Regions from separate parts of the Homo sapiens genome. Here region 1 is linked to region 2. The links are chromatin contacts, found by Hi-C or POLR2A ChIA-PET in ENCODE. All regions are on one chromosome and are shown on one strand. Each heading gives the region's core, a stretch centred on a gene start or an enhancer-like site at or near the end of the contact. The rest is flanking DNA. Distances are from core to core; before and after follow the strand shown. Region 1 has its middle 17 kb from the start of PARP1. Region 2 has its middle 16 kb from the start of ACBD3.

Evidence for each region. Hi-C counts contacts between places; a loop is a spot of excess contacts on that map. ChIA-PET counts read pairs that join two places held with the same protein, here RNA polymerase II (POLR2A). Pooled maps may share reads with other maps.
Region 1: a loop to region 2 is called in a pooled map, with 2.6 times the contacts of the local background. The contact joins two enhancer-like sites. A Hi-C loop is called at or near these places in 2 of 50 pooled maps. POLR2A ChIA-PET finds 5 or more read pairs at or near these places in 3 of 52 experiments (A673, activated CD4-positive, alpha-beta T cell and activated naive CD4-positive, alpha-beta T cell).

The regions. Positions count from the first base shown.
Region 1 is chr1:226,423,515-226,426,442 of GRCh38, forward strand. No RefSeq gene overlaps it. Among named protein-coding and RNA genes, the nearest start is that of PARP1, 17 kb to the left of the region's middle. RefSeq lists a silencer at 1,130-1,179. Within about 2 kb of position 1,642, at least 4 of the 41 ENCODE cell types and tissues checked have a DNase peak (open chromatin) inside an H3K27ac peak, as active enhancers do.
Region 2 is chr1:226,201,310-226,204,016 of GRCh38, forward strand. No RefSeq gene overlaps it. Among named protein-coding and RNA genes, the nearest start is that of ACBD3, 16 kb to the left of the region's middle. RefSeq lists an enhancer at 2,139-2,640. Within about 2 kb of position 1,407, at least 2 of the 41 ENCODE cell types and tissues checked have a DNase peak (open chromatin) inside an H3K27ac peak, as active enhancers do.

The sequences.
Region 1 (2,928 bases), core at 392-2,891, 220 kb after region 2:
CATGTTCTAGGGTCTGACACTGAGCTTTCTTAGTCTCGTAACTCAATTTTGTCCACGTATCCAGAAGGAATCCATTGGGAACCCATTGGGAGACTGATATGAAAATCAGGACACCAATTTATTAATTTACCATGGGAAATAGCAGTGCTTGGGGGCCAAGTGTGGTGGCTCACAGATGTCATCCCAACACTTTGGGAGGCCGAGGCAGGGGGATTGCTTGAGGCCAGGCATTCGAGACCAGCATGGGAAACACAGAGAGACCCTGTCTCGACAAAAACAATTTTTTTTTTCTGAGGCAGGGTCTCGCTCTGTTGCCCAGGCTGGAGTGCAGTGGCATGATCTTGGCTGACTGCAGCCTCCTCCTGTCAGGCTCAACTGATCCTCCCACCTCAGCCTCCCAAGTAGTTGAGGCTACAGGCGTGCGCAGGATGCTACAAGCATGCCAGGATAATTTTTGAATTTTTTGTATAGATGGGGTTTCGCCATGTTGCCCAGGCTGGTCTTGAACTCCTGGGGTCAAGCAATCCCCTTGGCTTGCCCTCCCAAAGTGCTGAGATTACAGATGTGGGCTACCACACCCAACCATTCTACAAAAAATTTTAAAAAGTTAGGTAGTCATGGTGGCATGGGCCTGTAGTCCCAGAGGTTGAGGTGGGAGGATGGCTTGAGCTCAGGGCTGCAATGAATTGTGATTGTGCCACTGCACTCCAGCCTGGGTGACAGAGTGAGACTCCGTCTCTTTAAAAAAAGACAAAAGAGAGAGAGAGAGCGAAATAGCAGTGCTTGGTAGACTGAAATTTGAAATCTGCTAGGCAGGGCTGTTGTCCTTTTAGGAAAAGGGATGGGAAACCAGCTGAGAATCTGAAGCTACAGGGAGAGCAAGGAACCAGCATCTGGGGTGAGGACAAAAGGATCTTAACGGCCAAAGTTACCTCTATTTGGCACCACCCTACTCCTCCTTTCCCTCTGGCCTATTGGCAGAGTGGAGCTTCTGAAGCAGGCTGCAAGTTGCCTTTGACTCTGATCTTGTTATGGGGTCAAGAACAATCTTTGCTTTTAAAATCTGGCTACTTATTAAATCTTTGAAGTTCGAAAGATTGACTAGGGCTTGGGGAGTTCATTCCATAGCCTGGAAATAAATTGCCCTATTGTCCACTAGATGGTGTTCAAAATACACACACTCACCCAGCACAGGCAACTCTGGAAACACACAAATCAACCTAATGAGGTGTGATGTTGATGAAAGAAACCCGCAAGATCTACTCCAGCCTGGGTTGGTTGTCTTGTTTAATTTGCCGGCAGCACACTTGGAGAAGAGATTTGGAAACTGGCAGGAGAGGAGGAAGATGCGCCTTTTAGACAATCCCTCTGGTTGCATTGTGAGGAAAGCTGCAAGGCTGCAGGCAGAGAAAATTGGGAGCTGTTGGAGCCATCCTGGTGAGAGGTGATGGCGGCCTGGACCAGGACAGTGGCAGTGGGAGGAGAGAAGAGGATAGTCCTAGGAGGCAGAAAAGGCAGGGGTTTGAGGGCAGACTGGATATAGCACTCTTTGAATTTGCTAGTTTCAATTTTTTTTTTTTATTTTTTGTTGTTTGTTTTTTCCTCTGCACGTTGTAAGCTCTGAAAGAGCAGAGATGTGGGCTTATCAGTGTATTTCCGGTGCTGCACAGAGTAGATACTCAATAGACTTTTTGGATAACAATGAATAACAGAGCTAACATTTTTTGCATGATAATGTGAGCCCTTCTAAGCACTGTACATGTATTAATTTCATTTATTACCCCTCAAATACACACCTGGGCCCTGGCCCAGATCCAAATCTCTGGGACAGAAACCTAGGCCAGTGTATTTTGAAAATCCTCCACAGGAAATCCTTTTCTTTTTAAATTTTTAATTATTATTTTTAGACATGGGGGTCTCACTATGTTGCCCATTCTGCAGTACGGTGATTACTCACAGGTGCGGTTCCACTACTGATCAGAACGGGAGTTTTGAACTGCTCCGTTTTTGACCTGAGTCAGTTCACCCCTCCTTAAGCAACCTGGTGGCCCCTTGCTCCCAGTGTGTCCGGAATTGGTGGGTTCTCGGTCTCACTGACTTCAACAATGAAGCCGCGGACCCTCGCGGTGAGTGTTACATTACAGCTCTTAAGGTGGCGCGTCTGGAGTTTGTTCCTTCTGATGGCCGGATGTGTTAGGAGTTTCTTCTTTCTGGTGGGTTCGTGGTTTCGCTGGCTCAGAAGTAAAGCTGCAGACCTTGGCGGTGAGTGTTACAGCTCATAAAAAAAGCGTGGACCCAAAGAGTGAGCAGTAGCAAGATTTATTGCAAAGAGCGAAAGAACAAAGCTTCCACACTGCAGAAGAATATCCCAGGAGGGTTGCCGCTGCTGGCTCCGGCAGCCTACTTTTATTCTCTTATCTGGCCCCACCCACGTTCGCTGACTGGTAGAGCCCAGTGGTCTGTTTTGACAGGGCGCTGATTGGTGCGTTTACAATCCCTGAGCTAGACACAAAGGTTGTCGAAGGCCCCACCAGAGTAGCTAGATACAGAGTGTCCATTGGTGCACTCACAAACCCTGAGCTAGACACAGTGTGCTGATTGGTGTGTTTACAAACCTTGAGCTAGAGACAGAGTGCCGATTGGTGTATTTACAATCCCTGAGCTAGACATAAAGGTTCTCCACGTCCCCACCAGACTCAGGAGCCCAGCTGGCTTCACCCAGTGGATCACGCACCAGGGCTGCAGGTGGAGCTCCCTGCCAGTCCCGCGCCATTTGGCCGCGCTTCTCAGCCTTTGGGTGGTCGATGGGACTGGGCACCATGGAGCAGGGGTGGCGCTCGTCAGGGAGGCTCGGGCCGCACAGGAGCCCATGGAGGGGGTGGGAGGCTCAGGCATGGCGGGCTGCAGGTCCCGAGCCCTGCCCCTCGG
Region 2 (2,707 bases), core at 157-2,656:
ATGGCGAGGGGTGCAGAGAGCTCTCAAAAGTGTGCACAGGATAGAGACAGTGTCGAGTGCCCATCAATAAGGGACAAGTGACATACATTATGGTACATCCATTCAGTGGAGTTCTAGTAGTTGTTAACAAGCATGCCCTAAAATGGAAAGATCTCAAAAATATATTACTATGTTACAAAAGCAAGGTGCAGAACCGTGTTTATAGTATGGTTCTTTTTTCTTTCTTTTTTTTTTTTTGAGACAGGCTCTCTCTCTGTCTGTCACCCAGGCTGGTATGCAGTGGTGCAATCACAGCTCACTGCAGCCTTGACCTCCCAGCCTCAAGCAATCCTTCTCCTTCAGCCTTTGGAGTAGCTGGGACCATAGATGTGCGCCACCATGCCTGGCTAATTTTTAAATTTTTAGTAGAGACAAGGTCTCACTATGTTGCTCAGGTTGATCTCCAACTCCTGGGCTTGAGAGATCCTCCCCACTCAGCCTCCCAAAGTGCTAAGATTACAGACATGAGACACCATGCCCAGCCATATAGTAGGGTTCTTTTGGATTGAAATATGTATGTAGATTAAAAAATAAAAATATATGGGATATATATGGGTGAGATTTAACCTTTCATTTCCTACTTTCTGTACTGTTTGAATTTTCCAGTCTTCCACATGCATTATTTTTTAAATGCCACTGAGAATTAACTGGGAAGGAAGATTATGGCTTATTTCAAAAATCTTTCTATTGTGTACATACTTGTATTTTTTTTTTTTTTTAGACGGAGTCTTGCTCTGTTGCCCTGGCTGGAGTGCAATGGCGCGATCTTGGCTCACTGCAATCTCCGCCTCTTGGGTTCAAGCAATTCTCCTGCCTCAGCCTCCCAGGTAGCTGGGACTGTAGGTGCCCACCACCACGCCCAGCTAATTATTGTATTTTCAGTAGAGACGGGGGTTTTACCATGTTGGCCAAGCTGGCCTCGAACTCCTGACCTCAGGTTATCCACCCACCTCAGTTTATCCACCCGCCTCAGTTTATCCACCTGCCTCAGCCTTCCAATGTGCTGAGATTACAGGCCTGGGCCACCGCACCTGGCCCATACTTGTATTTTTTAAAAATAATCTTTTCCTCAAAGCCTATTGTAGGATTTTTTTGAGCTACAGCACCTGTTGCTACCATAGCTGCTATGCCTCCTAGTGCCTGACACATAATAAATATTGAGCAAACATTTGTTCAATGGGTGAATAAATCTAATATAAAGGTCAGAAGCATTTCTTTTTAGCTTTATTTCCCTTCAGAGAATATTTCCTGAATTAAATTTACTGCATCTTCCCCTCTAGTGTTCCTACAGTCCCTGAAGGGCAGGTTAGGTGACAAGGTTATCTTAAACTCACCTTTTGCAGCTTTCCTCTTCTGCCAAAAGCTCAACCATCTGACACATTCATTGCAAAATTATGTAGCTGGGCACAATGGCTCACACCTGTAATCCTAGCACTTTGGGAGGCTGAGGTGGGCGGATCACTTGAGCCCAGGAATTTGAGACCAACCTGGGCAATATGGTGAAACCCCATCTCTACAAAAAATACAAAAAATGAGCTGCGCGTGGTGGCATGCGCCTGTAGTCTCAGCTACTCAGGAGCCTGAGGTGGGAGGATCGCTTGAGTCCAGGAAGTTGAGGCTGCAGTGAACCATGATCGCACAACTGCACTTCAGCTTGGGTGACAGAGAGAGACTCTGTCTTAAAAAAAAAAAAAAAAAGAAGTATGTACTGGTCACTTACTGCAAAGGACAGAACAAAGAGCTGCTGCTAATTTCTTGGAAAGATTTTCCTAGTGAAGTTATTCATTTAACAAACATTAATTGAGCACCTACCATATATTCCTGGCGCAGGATGATTGGGGTGGTCTCTGTTCTAATGTACCCTGAGGCCTGAGCACCATGGATCTCAGCCCTATCAGACCCAAAGCCTCTTTGTTAAACAGACAGTTTTTAATATCCCTTTTACCATGTGAAAGAAATTCATAAATAAAACAACATATGTACCCAATGAATTTGTAAATGTCCTAATTGTAATATAAAGGAGACATACAGGGAAAGTGACTAATAACAAAACTGTGAATGTTTGTACATGACTCCTAGGATGATCATGAAGTGGTCAGAGGTTTGAACCTATCCATGGAACCACCCTGAATACATCTGCTGCAAATGCAGATGGATACCAGCTTCTCTGTGGGTGATGTGATCTTTTAAATTTCAAACAACCCTTGAGAAACAAATTAGTTTCAGTAATAGATGCTTTCTTGAAAAATTCATCATATGTTAAAACCATGCACAAATTCACCGTGTTTATTTGTAAAAACGCAGGTTCTAGGCTCAGATAATTATAGATTGTGTTTTTGTCGCCATAACTGTCCAGGGACGAGGGATGTTGAGTGAACTGACCTGTGCATTGCAGGACATCTGGCATCCCCTGCCCCACCCAGCAATCACCAGGCCCATCCTCTCCAGGCCTGAGCCTTTTCTCCTCTGAGAAGAGATCCCCCACTGTTGAGAACACTGGGTCCAGGGGCTGCTATGTGAGGCGTCAGAGGCAGGAACTCTGAAAAGTCAGAAGCAGCCCTGTCTCACTGCATATCTTCAAGCACCAGGAAGTCCTGACACCCAGGAAAATGTGGTGTGCAAACCCCAGAGCAGGGACTAGGGTGATGGATTCCCAGGTGTCACACAG